Regions from separate parts of the Homo sapiens genome. Here region 2 is linked to region 1. Evidence: read pairs that join two places in POLR2A ChIA-PET (ENCODE). Cell type or tissue: PC-9. All regions are shown on one strand. Links, peaks and the distances in the headings refer to the core of each region. The heading gives the core; the rest is flanking DNA. Region 1 holds the start of LOC124902145 (a long non-coding RNA gene). Region 2 overlaps CNTFR (ciliary neurotrophic factor receptor).

Evidence for each region. ChIA-PET counts read pairs that join two places held together with the same protein. Peaks named below come from ENCODE experiments on the same cell type or tissue, not always from the same donor. Only the 100,000 strongest peaks of a DNase experiment are listed, where the experiment ranks them.
Region 2: POLR2A ChIA-PET joins it to region 1 with 21 read pairs; 2 of 35 experiments call an interaction of 5 or more read pairs at or near these places.

What each region holds. Positions count from the first base shown.
Region 1 is chr9:34,411,024-34,423,131 of GRCh38, forward strand. All of the region lies in intron 1 of FAM219A (family with sequence similarity 219 member A), which reads right to left. It overlaps LOC124902145 (a long non-coding RNA gene), which reads left to right and starts at 5,814. Exons shown (of 3, transcript XR_007061465.1): 1 at 5,814-5,947; 2 at 11,615-11,714. In PC-9, for the core only: no CTCF peak of the experiment used is centred there; no DNase peak of the experiment used is centred there.
Region 2 is chr9:34,554,725-34,562,724 of GRCh38, forward strand. CNTFR (ciliary neurotrophic factor receptor) reads right to left here. Exons shown (of 10, transcript NM_147164.3): 5 at 3,143-3,260; 6 at 2,802-2,968; 7 at 1,531-1,694. Among named protein-coding and RNA genes, the nearest start is that of CNTFR-AS1, 9.3 kb to the right of the region's middle. RefSeq lists an enhancer at 299-891. In PC-9, for the core only: a CTCF peak has its summit at 7,637 (motif pointing right); no DNase peak of the experiment used is centred there; H3K27me3 peaks cover 1,689 bases.

The sequences.
Region 1 (12,108 bases), core at 2,319-10,318:
CCTATACTATCATGGTCAGTGTGCCCTGGGAGTGGCTGGCCTGTAGCTGTAGCCCTGACACCACATAGGTTGGAGCCTGGCTTATATATGAAGGTATCTGTAGAAAAGGTGTGCCCTCCTTAGGGTGATGAAAGACCTGACCACAGGGCACCCTGTTTCCTCTCTTCCCTCACTCCAGCATGATACAATTCTTTCATTTATTTAATGATGATAGGGCTCACAAATACAAATAGAAAAGAGTCCCAGCTGGGCATGCTGGCATGCACCTGTAGTCCTAGCTACATGAGGCTGAGGCAGGAGGATCACTTAAACTCAGGAGTTCAAGTCCAGTCTGCGCAACATATTGACATATTGAGACCCTGTCTTTAAAAATAAAAAAAAAAGGGCTGGGCACGGTGGCTCACGCCTGTAATCCTAGCACTTTGGGAGGCCAAAGCGGGTGGATCACGAGGTCAGGAGATCGAGACCACAGTGAAACCCCATCTCTACTAAAAATACAAAAACTTAGCCAGGCACGGTGGTGGGCGCCTGTAGTCCTAGCTACTCGGGAGGCTGAGGCAGGAGAATGGCTAGAACCCGGGAGGCGGAGCTTGCAGTGAGCCAAGATTGCACCCCTGCACTCCAGCCTGGGCGACAGAGCGAGACTCCGTCTCAAAAAAAAAAAAAAAAAGAAAGAAAGAAAGAAAAGAAAACAGTCCCATCTTTAAGAAGTTCCCAATAATTATTAATAAAGGTAACCAAGAGCCATATAAAAGTAGAGAGAATGGGACAAAGGGAGGGTGGTCAAAGGAGACACTTGAAAAGATCTTAAAACATTAGGTCACCAATTAGTTTAAGAGTGAGGAGTAAGGACATTCAGGGAACATGTGAAAAGTCTCAGAAGCATAAAACTAGCATAGTACATTCAAGGAATAGTCGGCATTTTGCTATAGTTGAAGCTCAGAAGGTATGGAGAAAAGTTGCAGGAAATCAAGTTTGTGGAGTCAGGAGGGGGCTCAGATCATGCTGGAAGGTGGGCTTTGATTTTTTTCTTTACTCAGAAGATGACGGGGAGCCAATGAAGCCTTAAGCAGGGAGTAACATGGTCAGATTTGAGATGGAAAAGGACCCTCCGATAGCCATGTGCAAGACGCCTGGGAAGGGAGTGAGATTGGAGGTAAGGATAATTAGGAAACTACTGCAACAATGCCAGCAAGAGATAATAGGGGCCTGAACCAAGCAGCAGCAGAAGATAAAAGAACAGAAAGGAAGATGTCAAAAAACAGTAGAATTGGCAGGCTTCTGATATAAAATGTAAAACAAAGGGTCTGGACATTCCTAGTTTACTGTCTGGAGGTAATTGGGAAGAGTACTAATTATTAAGACAAGTTATTAAATGCAGAAGAAGGCACAACTGCATTGCTAAGGAAAAATCAGATGAGTTCATTTGGGAACAGGTTGAATTTTGAGGTGTCTTTTGGACACCCAGATGATACCACTAGTTGGTAGGATTTGAAGTGTGGGAGCTCAGAAAATGGGTGTGGGCTGGTGGTGATGTAAGTCACAGTGAAGAATAAAGTCTCTCAGAATGAGCGGAGTGAAAAAAAAAAAAACCAAGGGTGAAGTTCTGGGAAATATCCAACCTTAGATAATGAATGGAGGAAGGAGACTGGGTAGGAACAGAGAGGAATAAGAGTAGAACTAGGAACCATTCAAGTAGAGTTTCAAGGTGGAAGAAATCAACAGTGTCAAATAAGCAGGTGGGTCCATAAGATAAAGACAAAATTTAGAAATAAGAAAGTCATAGGTAGTCTCAGTGAACACAATTTTAGCTGAAGAGTAGAAACAGAGCCCAGATGACAAGGGATTTAGGAGAGAATAGGAGATGAAGAAGCAGACAGAGTGACCACAGGCCGTTCTTTAAAAGAGCAAGACTGAGAAGGGAAGGAATGAGAATGGGTGGCAGCCAGAGAGAGCTTTAGAGTTCTAGAATTCCTTTAGAGCTAGGGAATACCAGACCTGTCCTAGACTGAGGGGAAGGAAGCTGTGTAGAAAAGGAGATGTTTGAGGGGGCATGGTCTTTGAGGAATCATGAGCAGATGGAGCCAGAACTTTGGACCATGGGAGGGAGTCTCCTTAACAAAACAGAAGGGAGGTAAGGAAGGTGAGGTGAGGAGAGGAAAGGAGGAAGGGAGGTGGGGGAATCAGATAACATGGAGGCAGAAAGGGGGTGGAAAGTTAGGGGAGTTCCTTCCTAAAAAAAACTCATTAGTAAAAGGAAAAAGGTGAACACTAAGGGGTTGGGAAAAAGAGGAATATTTGGTAGTTGGCCAGAGTGGAAGGAGATCAGACTGGCTGGGCTCTCAGCTACAATCCTCATCTGTCACCCAGCCATGATCCAGTCCCGAGGATGAAAGGCGCTCTCCGTGGTGCTGAACAATCTTGCCATTGTCTTGTGGCCTGAACATGATAATCCAGGGCAGAGACATGATTCAATATCAGCCTTCCCAAGAAGAGGTGACCTCTGTTCTCACCTCCAAGTACTAATTCTTAGGAAGATGAAAATGGAAATGGATTTAGAGTGACGTATGAAGAAGCAAAGCGCTCATACCAATACTATCTAACCCTTCTTCACAGAACACAGAAGAATTTTCCTTTAGTTTTAAGGCTAATTGGGGGAGGCAGTTCTGAGTTGGAGAATGCTGGAAGGCTACTTCTGGAATAAAGTCGTGCCTGTACCTGTTTATTTTCCCTGGATAATAGCAGGAGGCAGGATAGACAGAAAAGCAGAAAGCAGAAATCAGGGCCAGGAAGGATAGTGCTGATAAGAAATGGGAAGTCAGGGAAGGTGTGTGGCTCAGGCCACTCTCTGACAAGTGGGCACAGTAAAATAGAGCATCAAAGACCAGCTCTGTTCCTTATCACAAATTTATCCATTGGTCAGCTGAGAAACTTGGGGCTGTGGTCTTCCTGTTCAGGGCTATTCCATTCCAAAACATCTCATGGCAGTGTGTAGAAATAAGCATGTTTAGGTATCAACTTTTAGAGGGAGACCCAGCAAGTATAACTTAACTTCACTAAGTCCTCATGGTTGGGTAGAAATCTTGCCTCTGGTCCAAGAATAGTTAGTAGCAATCTATGCATTAGTTAGATGGCTCTATTTCCCTGCAGAGGGCTGTCCATTCAGCCTAAAGCATTCCCATCTTCTCTGACTCCACACCTCAACATATGAGTTATCTGGCCAATGACAGCTCTTACTCTGCAGTATGACCTGAAGTCACACCTCAACACATTGGCCATTTCTGAATCCCACTGTTGGGTAGCTCCTGTTTTTGTTCCCCATCTCCCTTTCTCCAAGTTTTCTCCAGGCACTGCCTGCAGAGCCAGGCAATTGGCCAGGACTTATGTCCTTTTGGGACATATTAAGATCCTTAGGGGATAGGTGCAGCAAACCACCATGGCACATGTATACCTATGTAACAAACCTGCACGTTCTGCACATGTATCCCAGAACTTAAAATAAAATAAAATAAAATAAAACAAAATAAAAAGGTCCTTAGGGATCCCACTTACAGGGAAAGACAAAGACTTCTTATAGGGATAAGGTCTTTGTGGGAGATCTGGAAGAGAATCAGGGAAACATAACGGAGAGGATCTCTCCAAGTGTTATTGGGTCTTACAAATGGGGGAGAACAGAAAGTCTGAAGAGAAAGTTTGTGAAGCCTACATTTAGGAGAGAAGGCAGAGAATCCTGGCTGGCCCAGGGAGTCTTCTCTTATCAGTCTAAATCTCCCAAATCTTCTAAGTTTTTCTCTAAAAGAAGACCCATTTCAAATAAAGTCAACACACTGAGTGTCCACTCTCCAGCTCTGGACTATGAGCTGGCAGTAGAATGCAGAAGAGGAAAGCATCTTTTCTCTTTCTTTTCTTTGTTTCCTTCTTTGTCATTTTTTCTTTTAGTTTTTTAGAGACAGGGTCTCACTCTGTCATCCAAGCTGGAGTGCAGTGGTGCTGTCACAGCTCACTGTAACCTTGACCTCCTGGGCTCAAGTGACCTCCTGCCTTAGCCCCCTGAGTAACTAGGTCTATAAGCACACATAGCCACTATGCCTGGCTAAATTTTTTTTTTTTTTTAGAGAGGGGGTCTCACTATGATGCCCCAGTTGGGAAAACACTCTTTCTTTCCACACACCACACTTCTGCAGAGCATTTGCATTTTGGGGTATGGTCAAGTTCACCAAAAAGAAATGGGAAGGATTATCACACTCGGGCTAGAGTTTGGGAGCTCCAACTGGTCTTGGGAGTAGCTGAGGATTTTCTGACTGCTTAAACAGCTGCTAGTATAGAATTCATTACTAAAAGTAAGCACCGCCAAGCCTTAGTATCTTTAATGGTATCTGTCACTGGGACAACCAAAATGGTGGAGGGTGCTACTGCCCCCAGGCCTAGTAACAACTGTAGCTATGAAAAGTTTTATAGATTTTTCTACTATAAAGTAATACATGCTAAAATTTTAACAAATCACCTTTAGTTTCACCACCTTGAGAAAAACACTTGATAATGTTCTACGGTATGTGAGTCTTTTGCGTATACTACAGCAGCAAAACTCTGGGGCTTCCCTTCCTTCTTTGGGAGTTGGTGCTGTTCCCATCTTCATGGTCATAGGAGTGAGCCTCTAGGAACTATGCTGGTTCTATGTGATTCCACCCAATTGGATAAATGCCTGGATGAGGCAGAGCAAATTAGTCTCCCCCAGAATCGGGAAGTGGGACTTAAATGGAGATGTAAAGTTCAAGACTGTGGATTAGGTAACAGAGAGAGCCATTGGGGAGGGAAACAAGAATACAGCTGATGTTCAGAAAGAAGTAAACACAAGAGATGGTGAGAGTGCTCCCTAGGTTTCAGTCTCTGGTTCTAGAGCCTGCCTTACCCATCCAAAGCTTGACTTCATGCTGTGCTTAGGCATTATAAGAAACCCAGCCTAGGCAAGATAGCAAGAAGGTGACTCTCCAAAAAGACAAAAAATTAGCCAGGTGTGGTGGCACACACCTGTAGCCCCAGCTACTCGGAAGGCTGAGTGGGAGGATTGCCTGAGCCCAGGAGGTTGAGGCTGGAGTGAGCTATGATTGTGCCACTGCATTCTAGCCTGAGTGACAGAGTGAGATCCTGAGAAGAAAGAGAAAAGAAAGAAAGAAAGAAAGAAAGAAAGAAAGAAAGAAAGAAAGAAAGAAAGAAAGAAAGAAAGAAAGAAAGAAAGGGGGAGGGAGGGAGGGAAGGAAGGAAGGAAGGAAGGAAGGAAGGAAGGAACGAAGGAAGGAAGGAAGGAAGGAAGCGGAGAGAAAAGAAAGAAACCCTAGTGTCTTCATAGTCTGTTCTCTTTCTTAGCTTCAGTTGGGTTTTTTATTTTGTTACTGTAATCAGAGAGTAGCAACTAATACATGTGCATAGAACAACATTTAAAGAACATAGTATATTTTGTGGCTGGGCCCTGTGGTTCACGCCTGTAATCCCAGCACTTTGGGAGGCCGAAGCAGGAGGATCACTTGAGGCCAGGAGTTCGAGACCAGCCTGGCCAACATGGCAAAACCCCTTCTCTACTAAAAAATATAAAAATTAGCTGGGTGTGGTGGGGTGCTGAGGCATGAGAATTACTTGAACCTGGGAGGTAGAGGTTGCAGTGAGCCAAGATCATGCCACTGGACTTCAGCCTGGGCAACAAAGTGAGACTCTGTCTCAAAAAAAAAAAAGTATGATTTTTTTATTTCTGTATTTTTAAAATTAGTATCAGAACATAATCAGCTCTCCATTTTTTTTTTTTTTTTTTTTTTAAATAGAGGCAGGGTCTTTCTTGTTGCTCAGGATGGAGTGCAGCGGCTATTCACAGGCACAATCATAGCTTACTACAGCCTTGAACTCCTGGACTCAAGTGATCCTACTACTTCAGCTTCCCGTGTATCTGGGATTACAGGTACATGTCACTGCACCTAGCTTTATCTTCTCCTTCTTCCTTCTTCCTTCTTCCCTCTTCCCTCCTCCTTCTTCCCCTTCCCTTTCCCCTTCCCCTTCTCCTTCTTCTTCTTTTTGGAGTCAGAGTCTCGCTCTGGTGCCCAGGCTGGTTGCCCAGGCTGGAGTGCAGTGGTGTGATCTCGGCTCACTGCCTCAGCCTCCTGAGTACCTGGGATTACAGGCATGCACAACCATATCTGGCTAATTTTTGTATTTTTAGTAGAGACAGGATTTTGCCATGTTGGCCAAGCTGGTCTCGAACTCCTGGCCTCAAGTGATCCTCCTGCCTCGGCCTCCCAAAGTGCTGGGATTACAGGTGTGAGCCACCATTCCCAGCCCCTAGCTTTATATTCTTACATAGTTTTTGTAACTATCAGTTTAATGGCTGCATAATACCTATAGAGAGGATGTAGAGTAACTTTGTAACCATTCATTTATTTTTGACATTCAGGTTGTTTGCAACTTTTCACTATTATAGATAATGCTACACTGAAATCCACATATATTTACATTTAGGATCATTTCCTAAATAAAGTAGATTACTCAGTAAAAAACATGAGTGCTTTTAAGTTTCTTGATAGATATTGCCAAAATGCTTTCCCAAAGGATTGTTCCAATTTACAATGCCTCCTGTCATGACTGAGAGTATAGCTGGTTTTTAATGCTTTATTTTTCACTGTGTGCCAGGGAATTTCAGGTCATCACATTTACCCATTATCTTCCATGAGAGCTCTGTTCCAGTCCTCATTTACCTGGTTCCCTCTGGGAAATCTTCTTTCATAGAACAGAATTTCCTCTGGGCATCACCTGCCAGACAAAATACTCCTGACTTGAGGCCACCAATTAAGAACAAAAGGAGGGAAGACTCTTACACTGAAGACTGGGAAGGGCTTTAAGTGGAGCACTGGCACTGCCTGGCAACTGGGCACTGTGCTTTAGCCAGTCCTCACCTGTGCCAGCATGTCAGCTGTAGGAACCGTGACGGTAATTGCGGAGCCAGAAAGCAAATCTCACAGAGTGTGTCCCTTGCTTTTAGATGTGGGGTGGGAGAATTAACCAAAATGGCTTTGGAGTTACCCCAGCTAGGGCAGCAGCTCCTATTACCCTACCTATTATTTAGTTTTCAGAAATAGCTACTCAGGAACAGGGAGAGAAAAGGATGGTGAAAGTATGAAGCTGGTAGTGAGATGGTAAAAAAAAAAAAAAAGGATTTGTTTTTGAAATGAAGAGACAGGGGGCCAAAGAATGTTTTAAAAGATGATTTAGAATCCTGCTCTGCTTCTTCATGGTTAGGACAAGACTGATGTCTTAGACTGATGTTCTGCTATTCATTCCTATTACCACTCACCAGAAAACCCTGTCATAAAAAATTCTTCATTTGGGAGATAGGATAAATACCTCAACTCAGGGATAATCACTGTAGCTATGGCTTGGGGGAAGCCTGTGCATAAGGGCCTAAGGGCCAAGCCTCATGACCCAGGAGGTAGACACCAGAATCATAAGTGGAGAAGGCTTACTTCCTTCTGGGAGGACTGGCTTGGCCTACTCCTGGCCCTCATCCCCTTAGCCAGATGTTGAGGATGCTCCTGCCTTACATTTGGACCAGTTTAAGACATTGGTCTTGGCCTATGTCAAGTCTTGTGACCTACAAGGTCTTTGAACCCCACATCACCCTCGCCTCCCCCATTTCAATCTCTTTAGGGAAAGATCATCTAATTTAATGGAGAAAGGAGTTAAGGTACAAAGTTCTTTAAAAATAGATCTACAATGGTTAAAATTGGCCAGATGCAGTGGCTCATGCCTGTAATCCCAGCACTTTGGGAGGCCGAGGTGGGTGGATCACTTGAGGCCAGGAGTTTGAGACCAGCCTGGACAACACAGCGAAACCCTGTCTCTACTGAAAACACACACAAAAAATTAGCCAGGTGTAGTGTTGCACACCTGTTACCCCAACTACTCAGGAGGCTGAGGTAGGAGAATCTATTGAACCTGGGAGGCAGAGGTTGCAGTGAGCCAAGATTGCACCACTGCACTCCAACTTGGGTGATAGAGCAAGACTCTGTCTCAAACAAACAAACAAACAAACAAACAAACAAAGCCCCATGATGGTTAAAATGGTAACTTTTATGTTATGCATATTCTAATACAATTTTTTTTTAAAAAAATTGAGAAGCAGGACCTAGGCAGCAAAATAAGAAGGTGTGTGGTGGGCAGTGGGGAGGAGGCAGTCCCTTCCCTTTTCATATTCAGATTCAGACAACACAGACTTTTGGGGATGAGGCCTTTCATAGGAGAGGGAAAATTATTCTAAGACCAGGGGAGTTGGACGGGGCTGGGGATTTGGGGTTGGGTTTCTGGGGGCTTTCTACTTGAGGTGCCCCTTAGACAGGGCCCAGAGGACAGGAAGATGGCAAGGTTGTTCAAGGTTAACAGCGCTTTAGGGAGCACAGTCCAGAGGATCTTTCAGTTTCCTTCTAGAATGTGGATTCCAGTTCTTCAAGATAAGGGAGGAGGCATAGACACTGAGGAGAATACTGCCCAGGAATCAGTACAAGACATGTGGTTGGAGACTCCTTGAGAGCCCCACACCTGGTAGGAAGCAGAAGCAGGAGAAATGCCAGCAGACACTGACATTTGTCTGGGCCAGATTGACGTGTGGATTCTTGTCTGAATCTTGGCCCCAAATCTCACTTAAGGCTTTTTAGTAAGCTTCAATTACTCAAGGAACTGAGCCTGGCCTGCACTGGTTCATAAATCTTTGGGGCTCCTTGATTTGCAGGAAAGCAAAGTAATTGGCAGAGTCTATGGGATTTCTTCCCTCTGGCCTTGGAAGAATAAGGACCAACTTGTCTGCAATGGACAATGGACTTGGAGGGCTAGTATCAAATAGCTTTTCCTCTCTGTGGCATTTCCTGTCGCTGCCCTTCCTCTCCTTTTTAGCTTGTTCTAAGTCTCTAACCCCCATTATGCCTGGCAGGCACTACTCTTTGCCCACAAAGATAATTTGCAGCTCTAAAGCTCAGCTCTCTAGCCAGAGCAGTCTCCTAGTCTTTCCTTTTTGTCATCCCAATAATTAAACATTGGTGAACTTGCCACTTGTTCAGAACTTTGATAATCACTGAACCCCAACAAGGGGGAGGGCACAATGTACACTGGGGAGGGAAAAACACCAAGCCCTGGTTCTTGCCAAGAAGAATTTAAAAGTGCAGAGATGACAGGCACACAGATCAGCCTATTTAAGGAAGAGAGAGGAACAGCAGAGGCAGGAATGCATGGAGGGTGGTAGGAGCACAGAGGAGAGCGATAATGGTAGCGATATTATCTTCTCTGACATACAAGATTGGGCCTGGGCAGGAGCCAGGTTAAAGTGGAGACCTGGCTATTGGTCACTGGGTACTTTGGCAGAGGGTTTAAAGCAACTACTGGTGAAGCTCTGCCCTGGGGGCTAGGACTCTACTTTTCGTTGCTGCTGATGTAGTTCCTACCCTGCCACAGGGCACTCACTTACTCCCCACCTCATTTTGGGGGGTCATTTGCAGCAGGACCTTTTCCTTTACCATTGAGATAAACAGATAACCCAAAGGAAGGGTCAAGAGGCTCTAGGTGGGTGGCTGGAAAGGGTTTTTATTAAGAAGGCAATCAGGGACTGAGAGTCCTGTCCTAAGAGTGCTTAAGAAAGAGAAAGACCAGGCGTGGTGGCTCATGAGCCTGTAATCTCAGCACTTCAGGAGGCTGAGGTGGGAGGATTGCTTGAGCCCAGGAGTTCAAGACGAGTCTGGGCAACAAAGTGAGACCCCATCTCTACAAAAAAGAAAAAAAAACTTAGCCGGGTGTGGTAGCATGTGCTTGTGGACCCAGCTACTTGGGAACCTGAGGCAGGAGGATCACTTGAGCCTGAGAAGTTGAGGCTGCAGTGAGCTGTGATCACACCACTGCACTCCAGCCTGGGTGACAGAGTGAAACTCGTGTGTGTGTGTGTGTGTATGTGTGTGTGTGTGTGTGAGAGAGAGAGAGAGAGAGAGAGAGAGAGAGAGAGAATGGCTCTGCTGAAACAAATTTTGCTGCATCCAGCCAAGCCTAGGGCCTGCAGTCACTCTCACAAGGCCTGTTCCGTGCAGCAGGGAGGTCAGGGCTGAGGGGCCCATAGAGGCCTGGGGGCCAGCCTGGGGTCAAGCAGGTCAGAGAGGGGAAGGGGAGGGTTAACCCTACTTATGAACTCCCATCTGAGTCTCCCAAGAGAAGAAAGTTCATGTGTGTGTGTTATAGGGGTGTGTGTGTGCCAGCTGGGGGTACAGAGGTAAGGAGGGGAGATTGTAGAGTAACACCAACTCAGGGTGTGTTTTTAGGGGTGAGGCTAGCCAGTTGCTGGTTATGCATCTCCATGGAAAACAATACTCAACTGCTAAGCTAGATGGTCCTAGGATACTTGCAGGAACGTCTCTGCAGGCTCAGGGCAGTAGAGAGCCTTTGCCTGCCCACCTGTCACTCCCTGGCTGGTGCAGTGACACTTACCGGCTAACTCATACTCAAGGCATCAATAGGAAGGGGTACCACCTCGTACTCCAGGCATCAATAGGAAAGGCCGCTGAAACAGCAAATGACCAACATTTCCCAAAGAGCCCCCTACAGCTCTACAACCCACATCTCTGAGGACACTTCCTCTTCTCTGAGTACACCCCCCTGCCACAGCCTCCCCCACCCCCATACAACCTCTACCTCTTCTAGACAGCTGACACACCTGCACTGTCTCAACCCTCCACCCCTGCTGAACCCATCTGTGCCCCTAGGACAGTGTTTCTTCATATATTAATGTGCATAGAAATCATCTGGGCATATTATTTAAATGCAGATTCTGATTCAGTAGGTCTGGAACCTGAATTGTCAGCATTTCATATTAGCTCCCAGGTGGTACCAATGCTGTTAATACAGCGACCACACTTGGAATAGTGTGGCTCTAGGCCAGCCTCTCTACGCCCACACCATCCCCAGACAGCCTCTCAAAGAGCCCTCCACCCTGACCTTAACCTGGTTACATTCCTAGTGGCAAGAGGGAACAATAGTCTGGGAAGAGAGGAGAGAAGAGGAGGGACTTCTCAAAGCTCACGTTGGGGAGGCAGCTCTACTAAGAACTCTGGCTGGATCCAGGCAGGGAGTTGTTCGGAACAATTTAGCCCAGGTGTAGTTCTTCCAAAACTCATCCAGTCATTTAGTTAATGTTGCTTAAATACCTGCCAGAGGTACGGCCATGGTGCTAAGTGCTTTATCTATATTATTTCATTGAATCCTCCCCAAAACCAAGTAAGGCAAATATCATTTTCATTTTAAAATTGAAGAACTAGGTTGCATAAAGTAATATGTCCAAAGTCACACCTGGTAGGCAATTTGAATCTAATTTCCTCATCTCTCTTACCCCAGCCCCTTCTCAGAGACTTAGATAAAGTCATGAGATTAACAACGTACCAGAACTTACACCTCTGTGGGACTGTTGTCTTGCAAAGCAGTCACTTGGAAGGCTGGTACCTAGTTCAATCATGTCTCTGGAGCTCAACACAAACTTGTAGCCCCTCTTTAGAAAATAGCATGGATGCTTTCTGATCACAAGCTTCCTGCTCAATTGAGTTCTCCACAGGAAGGAAATATTGGAGCCACTGAAGCAGTCGATAGCTCAAGATGGAGAGAGAGACTGGCAGGAAGCAACAAGAAAGAAAATGCGTTGGAAACTGAGAATGGTGAGCCCAGGAGACAAAAGAAGAGGGCAGTGCAAGAAAAGGAGATGAAAGGGGCCTTAGCCACCAAATTCAGTTCTGGTCCTACATTTTAAGGGCATCTATATTCTAGGCACTGTGCTGGGTTCTGGACATATAAAAATAATATGGGCTGGGCGCGGTGGCTCACACCTGTAATCCCAGCACTTTGGAAGGCCGAAGTGGAAGGATTGCTTGAGCCCAGGAGTTTGAGACCAGCCTGGGCAACATAGTAGGACTCCATTTCTACAGAAAAATTAAAGAAAATTAGCCCGGCATGGTGGCACGTGTCTGTAGTCCTAGCTACTCAGAAGGCTGAGGTGGGAGGATCACTTGAGCCTGGGAGGTTGAGGCTGTAGTGAGCCATGATTGCACAGAG
Region 2 (8,000 bases), core at 1-8,000, 140 kb after region 1:
ATCCAAATGATGTTTTTCTTTGTTCTGCCCTTCTCGCCCCCTCCCAGTCATACACCTGCCTCTCCCCAAGGTCAAGGACTGGGGAGAATAGACTCTGTTCACAGCAAAACTTCAGCTGAAAAGAACCATAAATCTAACCAACCCCAGTGCCAGTGAGTCACAGAATGGGGCTAGGATGCACTACAGGCCACGCATGTTCTCGCCACGGAGCCTGCACACTTTGCTTCTCCCACCTCAGTGTGGGGGTCAGTTTTGCGCATGGTCTCGGCATGTTAGTTGCACACACGTATGGTGTACGGTTCCCGCTGGGAGCCGCGTGCGTGTGCATGTTCCCGTGTGTGTGGTGGGCGGTGTGCCAGGTCCACTGCAAGGCGTGTGCGCCGCGACGCGCGGGGCTGCTGCCTGTAGCTCGTTAGCGGGGGAGGGGGGCTTGTGAAACTAGACCCTGGTTATTAGCAATGCATTAGGCGCGGGCAGCTGGCCAGGCGGGAGGGACTCCGGACTCTGTCAGGGAACATGTGAGTGCATGAGCAGGCTTTGTGGGGGACAGGCACCCAGGAATCGAATTACACACTTTAAAGGCCGGACTGGATAGGGGCATGAGGAGCTGGAGTTAGAGCCTGGTAGATGAGGTGGGGGTACAAGTTGACCCCCAGGAACCAGCCTGGGTTGTCCCATGGAGCACCCTCTCAACCCCACTCCTAGCCCACAGGCCTCATGGGTCACACAGAGTGCCCACGACCCTATGGGCCCAGGGCCCTCAAAGCAAGAGAACCCGAAGTCTGCCCCAGACCTCTGGCTGTTCCCCAGAGCTCTCTATTGTAGCTTGATCCAGACCATAGTCTGACCCCATACTGACCCTTGTCCACTGCTTGGTTCCCAGCCAGGCTACCTTCCGACTCACAGCCTCAAGCTGACCCCTAAGCTGGGTCTGACTTTGGAGTCCTGATGCCAGTCAGGGCCTAAACTCACATGCTGGACCAGGCTTGACCCCACTGCCTGATCCTGACCCCTTGGGCCCATCTGTGAGCCCTTGAGGACAGGCACGTTCCTGTCCCTTGGGGCCAGCACAAGCCCAGAGCCTGGGCCAGAGTGTAAAGAGGGAGATGCCTGGTCAGGGCTGAGAGCGAGGTAAGGAAAGGGAGCCTTGCCTGTCCTGCCCGCCATCTCCCTCCCCCGCCATCTCCCTCCCCTGCCATCTCCCTCCCCCGCCATCTCCCTCCCCCACCATCTCCCTCCCCCGCCATCTCCCTCCCTCACCATCTCCCTCCCTGCATTTCTCTCCACGACCCCAGGGAGCCACAGAAAGACATATGTGTTCCCGCTGCACTAACAGGGGTCACTGGGAACCCCTAAGGACACCTGCCTCAGCTCCATCCATTCTCCCAGGCCCACCTGTCCCTTTTCCCCGCAGAGAGCCTGATGCATCAGGTCTCACACTGGAGCTGCTGCCACGTGGGATATGGGTGCCACTCACTGCACATGATTCTAACTCAGGCACCCAGGATCTTGGCCGGGCAGGGCACTCACATGCTGCCACTGGTCCAGGATGAGGGGTCGGTAGCGCAGAAAGAACTTGAGAGGAAAAGACTCAGGGTCAGGCCAGGTCGAGGGGGTCTGCCACGTCACCTCCAGCCGGCGAGGGTTGCTGGGCACTGGCCGGGCTACCACATTTTCTGGAGGATCAGGCTTCACTGTTCAGGAGACATAGCTTCATTACTACACTAATCACTGGCAACAACCCACTTTGTCAACTCCAGCCACCATGTTGACCCTCTCATATTGCCAACCATTGTCATCAACATCATAGTCAGCGTGCCTCTTCTCTGTTGTCAATTCTGATAACTACCATAGACAACTATCTCATTAGTTCCAAGTCTGATATCCCCATCATCACTAATGACTGTCACTACAGTCACTGTCACCAACTCTTAATATCAACATTCCAAATTTCATCTCATCATCCCATCATCCCAACCCTATCCTCATACTGACCTGCATCCCAGTAACTAAGACAATATGATGCCTCCATAGTTACCACTGTCACCCCCACTGTCACCTGGACTACCCCCTCCTACACCAGCATCACACATTCCCCCAAGCCTGGTTTTTCACTTCAACTTTTCCAGTTCCAAACTAAGACCTGGGTCAAGGGTAAAAGACAGTCCACAGGTGTTGCAGATCTGGAGGTAGGCTGGGGATCTGATGAGCGCGCCTAAGGGCCCAGCTTATGTAGAAATACTCTGTCTAGGGATCCAGCCATGGGGTCTGGGGAGAAGACAGGGGCAGGCAGAAGGTCTGGCTGGGGCGGGGGAATAGCAGGCAGAGAGCCTGCCTGGAATAGGGCAGGGGCAGGTAGAGGGTCTGGCTGGGATGGGGGGGGTCAGGGGGAGGGCAGTATCTGTCCCAGTCCTGTCTCCTGTTCTGACACCTCATTCATCACAGTCCGTAAGGAAGCCATTAGAGTTGGGGGGGGGTGCGGTGGAGGCTGCAGCTGCACAAGGGTCTGGCCCAGCCTGCCCCCCCTTCCCCCTGCTGCATGTTCTGGGAGCCAGAAAAATGATCGAAAGAGCTGCTGGACAGGTCTCTCGGCCCTTCAGGTAAAGGACATTCACTTACACGTTCACAGGTGTATATGTCATGCATATATGTGCACATATATGTGCACTGTACATACCTGTGCAGAGGCATGTACATGCCATGTATACATGTGCATGCATGTGGACATCCCCACCAATGGCACACATCCACTTACATTCCCACTGGAGTAGGCAGCAGGTCCCCCCAACCGCCACACGTACCAATGGTGAACTCGTCAAAGGTGATAGCTGTGGCATTGTGGCCCAGGGCATTGCTGACACTTATGGAGACCTTGTACTTGATGGTGGAGAACAGGTGCATGTAGCGAATGTGGCAGCGGTTCTTGAGGGCTGGGTCCTTCTCACAGACCATAATTTTGGAGCCATGCCTGGGGAGAGGTGAGACCCAGGCACTGTTACGAACATCAAGGGTCAGGTGGGGCAGAGGTTGAGGAAAGGTCAAGCCCAAGGCAGGGCTGGGGTATGGACAGAGGGCATGGTGGTGGGATGGGGGAGAGGTCAGAGGTCAGGGCTGGACCCGGGTCACAGGCGCAGCTACTCACAGCACAGTCACATTGAAGGTGTTGGGAATGTAGGTGGGGGTGGGCAGATGCCAGCTGCAGTAGAAGCCCTTGGGGTAAGTGTTGGAGCGGCAGCTGAGCACAGGCTCCCGCGGCGGCACTGGGGGTGAGGACAGTATGGTCAGGGCATTCTTGGAGCTCCCAGTCCCCTGCACTGTATGGGGACAGGTGGGCCCCAGAGCCCCAGCTCTCCCCCCTCAACCCATCATTGATGCCAAAGTTGTGGCGGGGAGGCTGTCAGCGAGGGTCTGAGGCTTCCCAGGCCACAAGAGCCAGATGTTTAATTAAAGAAAAACAAGGGCTGTGCGGACACGGAACCCCCCCTCCACCTGCTCAATGGAGGCAGGAACCGTGGGGAGCAGGGGGCTGCGGGCCTCAACTCATCAATCACAGGATGGAGGTGATGTCTGGGGGAATCGGCCCCAGCCCCACATCTCCTGCCACTTTGTGTCCACTCCCAGAGGAAGACTGTGCTGCAGAGACGAGGGGAGTCTTGAATGGGTCCTCCGACTGCTGGAGTATCGGGTGCACTTCCTAGAGAAGAGACACCCCAGACTTCCCTCAGTAGAGACAGAGACACGAGGACAGGCCTGGTGGCTACACAGGAACAGCACTGGGCAGCTGTTTGTATGCGTATCTGTGTTTGTAGATGTCTGCATGCAGGGGTATACGTGCTACATGCATGTCTCTATGTGACATGAATGAGTGACCAGGGATCCGTAGGAGCAGCTATGCGGATGTGTGTGAATCTGCATGTCTATGTATGATTGTGTGTGTGTACAAGTGCCTGTTGAAAGGAAGCTGCTGTTCCCTTTGTGTGTACCTCACCTTAGTGCCAGCCCCCAGCATCTCCATCGCAGACCCTTTAAGAAGCCCTTTACATGGTAAGCAGCTGCCCTCACTCTGGAATAGGAAGGCCCAGAGAGGGATAAGGACCTCTCAAGGTCAGACAGTAAGCCAGAGCTAAACCCCAGGACAGGGGTAACCCTATACACACACACTTGGGAAGTCCTTTCTGCTGTCTAGCCCGCACTCTTTTTTGCTGCCGTGAGCACTTAGCCCAGCTGTCCCACCCTCAGGCATTGGGTAAGGCGTGAGGACAGGCGGCTCAGGTTCCTGGAAGGAGGCAGCTTATGTGATCTGACCCGAGCAAGGAATGTCCATCTGCGGCTCCAGGGACACTGACACCTCCCTCCTGTGCCTCCCCCCTCCCCCGCCCCCGGCCTGACAGGTGGACAGGAAATGGGAGGGGGGCAGCGCAATAAGCCAGGGACAGTGAAGGGGAGTGCATGTCTATGCTTGTAGAGTGGCCATGGTGACACAGGGGAACAGTGGGCTTCCATCCACAGTGTGCACGTGACTGTGAGTGACTCTGTGTGATTGCGTGTGCGTGTCCAGTATGTGTGATGCTGGGAGGGGCCTGGGGCAGAACCCCCAGGATCCAGATCTAGCTTTGCAGCAGAAGAGATGAGGGGGCAGAGAGGCATCAGAACTCCAGGGCACCAGGTGGAGGGTGCAATGCTGTGGGCGGAGGCAGCTCCATTCCCCAGGCCTGTCAGGGAAAGCGGGGTCCAGCTGAGACCCCACAGGGCCAACCTGCATTCTGCCTTCCACTGTGTGCCTCCCTTGGGAAGCCTTCCGGGCCCTGCGTCCATCTCATGTCGTTCCATGTTCATCCTGTGTGCCTTTAGTGTCTCTTCCCTGTCTGCCCACGGGTGCAGAACTCTGCCTGGGGGTGGGGTGGGGGGCGGCCAAGGACACAGGAAGTGCCTTCTGGGGGCCTGTTGGCCAAGCCAGAGTTGGCAGCCACCCCAGGAGGAAAGGACATTCCGAGGTCGGCCGAGAAGCCTCCACTCCCCGCTCCTGCCACCGCTGGGGGTGGGGTGGGGATCGGAGTGTGCAGAGTCCGCTCCCTGCTGCCCCGGACTCCTCGGAGGGCAGAGCGGGCCACGGCACTGTACTCACAGGCCCCCACCCCTGGCCAGCCTCCCCACTGACCAGGCTCCCCCACTCCCCGACTGTCCTCCCCCCTCAGACCGCGTCCCCTTCCAACCTCCCCCTCACGCCAGTTCCTCTCCCTGACTGGGGAGGTCATGGTGGGGTGGGGGTTGGGGGGCTGACTGGAGGCTTTGTCTGTCATCTGGCTACTCCTGCCTGGCCCTGGGCCCTGAGCAGGGAAGGGCTTGGGTTTCCTGACAGGGACCAGGTTTCTCAGAGGGAAAAGGAGGAAAGAAAAACAAAAGGAAGAAAAGGAGTGACTTGCTGCAGCTGGAGCCCAGCTGAGGGGCCGGGTGGGCGGAGGTGGGGGTGCTGTGAGATTGTAGGACAGTGTGAGATCAGGATGCCTGTTGTGAGTGTGTTGTGAGTTGGAGGAAAAGCTGTTTTTAAGACGCTGTGATTGCAAGGCTGTGTGTAACTGTGAGGCTCCATGTGTGTGGCTGTGAGACTCTGGGCAGTTGTGTAACTGTAGGATGGGAGGCTGTGTGGGACTGGATGACTGTGTTTGCACGTGACTCAGGGTGAGGCTGTTCAATCTCGAGACTGTCTCTATGTGCTAGGCTGTGTGGCCAAGGTACTCTGTTAGAGTGCCTGTAAGTGTGCCATTGTGTCTGAACACAGTGACAGCTAGAGCTCATACATGAGGCAGTGCATATGTGATGGAGCATAGTGAGGCTGAATGTATTTTGCAAACTGTGCATGTGGGAGGGTGCCCAGAATTCACAGCATGTTCACACGTATGAACTGAACACCGTGTGAGTGCATGTTAAAGAGAGTGTGTGAGCAAATGCTCTTATGCACACAGGTCACAGTATCAGGCTCTGGGCATACACGGCATCTGGGTTGCCCCTTGTGGGGGCTCTTGAGACACCCAAGTGACTGTCAGCCTGTGGCAGGGTGTCCCTGGGTCCCACGCGGGGCTGTGTGCGCGTGTGTATGTGTGCGTGTGCCCCCACTGGCCCAGGGTTTGTTTGTTTTCCTCCTAATTGGCTTGTTTTTCCATGTCCAGCCCACCAAACCGCATGTTTTTCCTCTCATCTCGCCAGCCTGCCTGGGCTGGAGCCCCCGGCACGCATGAGGCCTGCCCGCCGGCCCAGACAGGAGGAGGGGCAAGCTGCCCACACCCTAGGCCAGGCCAGATCAGGCAGGGTGGGGCAGGGTGACCCTTCCACTCCAGCCCTACCCACGCCCCACCCACACGCCGCCTCCTGCCTGGCACTCAAGGCTCAGGCCTGGCTCAGCCTTATCTCGTGGCATCCCTTGAGGCATTCCAACTTCTGGACTCCCAAATGCCCCGGCGACCTCCCACTTGTGATTTCTCCCCAGACGTCTTCTTTGACCATAGCCCTCTCCTCACTCTTTCCTTTCCAGCCAAACAGGGCTGCAGGGAAAGCAGTGCTGAACCAGGGGACCCAGAGCTTCCATCCTAACCAATCAAATAAAAGTTTTAAAAAACTGGAGAAGGAACTGTCCATTTAAAAATCATTTTAATCTCTGGTTTGTTTTAGCTTAAGATCAGAACGATACAGAATCAGCAGTGTCTTGTAAATAAAAAGATGCTACTAAAAGCAACACTGTGATCCTGCTTCCTAATGTGGGGGGTCCTTCCGTCATCCTAGGGAGGAGAGGAGTCCTTAGGGCTCTGCTCGTGAGGATCCACTTGAGAGCAAGAAGGTGGATCAGGAGAAAGCAGTTCAGGGATTAGCCTGGTTAAGGAGACTTCCAACAGAATACTGTTAAGACCAAGTTCCCTTGTAAATAGAGACAAATTGCATGTGTTTGGGATAAATATTAAATAATTTTTGGTTTGAATGACCCACAAATCAGGGGTAACTCTGTCCTGTTCTCTGAGAGCTGGCAGGAAGGATAATTTGATACTGAGTGTTGCCAAAGCCAGTCTCTTGTTACTAATATAAAGTGACTGAGACGATAATGATTAATATCCCCTGTTCCTCTGACCAGGTCTTTAGAAGGAAATAATGCAATGAGAGATAAGTACCTGAAACTAATGCTACAGCCAACTCATGGCCAGCCTTCATCTGGCAGCAGGGCCTGGAGGGCAGTGAGCACTCTATATAAAAGGTCTGGGCCCTGGTCACAACAGGGCAGCTGTGGGCATGTCCCGTGGGTATAGACTATGGACATTACTTCAAGACCCAATTCCCCTCCAACGACCTCTCAAAGAAGATCACATCATCAAGAATGGGGGTCCAGGGTCATCAAGGCCCAGCCATCACAGTCAGTCTTGTCCATCCTGAGGACTTCTGGGCCCAAACTGAGAAGACAGGGATGTGGGTGACCGGTGCCAAGTTGGGTTCATCCTTTTTCCATGGCACTCAGTAAATGGCCCTTTTCCCTCTGAAAGGGCCTGGGGCTAGGCTGAGTGCTCCACTTCTGATGGACCCCATAGTGCGCCAAGGAGAATTCTGTTAGGCTGGTCCTGCATTTCTCAAGCTGGCCAACAGGGGTCACTCCACCCATGGCTTGCAACTAAAATGTTGGGTTTTGAACGCCATCTCTTCAGTTTAGACACATTAAACAATAACCAAAAAAAAGGCCTTCCCATGGGGAAAGGTACATTCCCACCAAAATACATTTTCACACCTCTTTAAGCCCTACTGGTGGGTCAGCGTTTTTGTGGAAGACCCTGAACAACCCTTCAGCCTAACATTTTACACAGTGTTCTACACCAGTCTTCTGACAGCGAGGCAAGTGTCTGCTCCCAGATCCCTTAAACATCTGCTAGGTAGCTTCTACGGAATAAGGAGACGACTTTTGGGCAGTGGGGTGAACCATACCCAAATAAAATGAGGCCAGAGGAGCTTGAATCATTGGCTCAGGA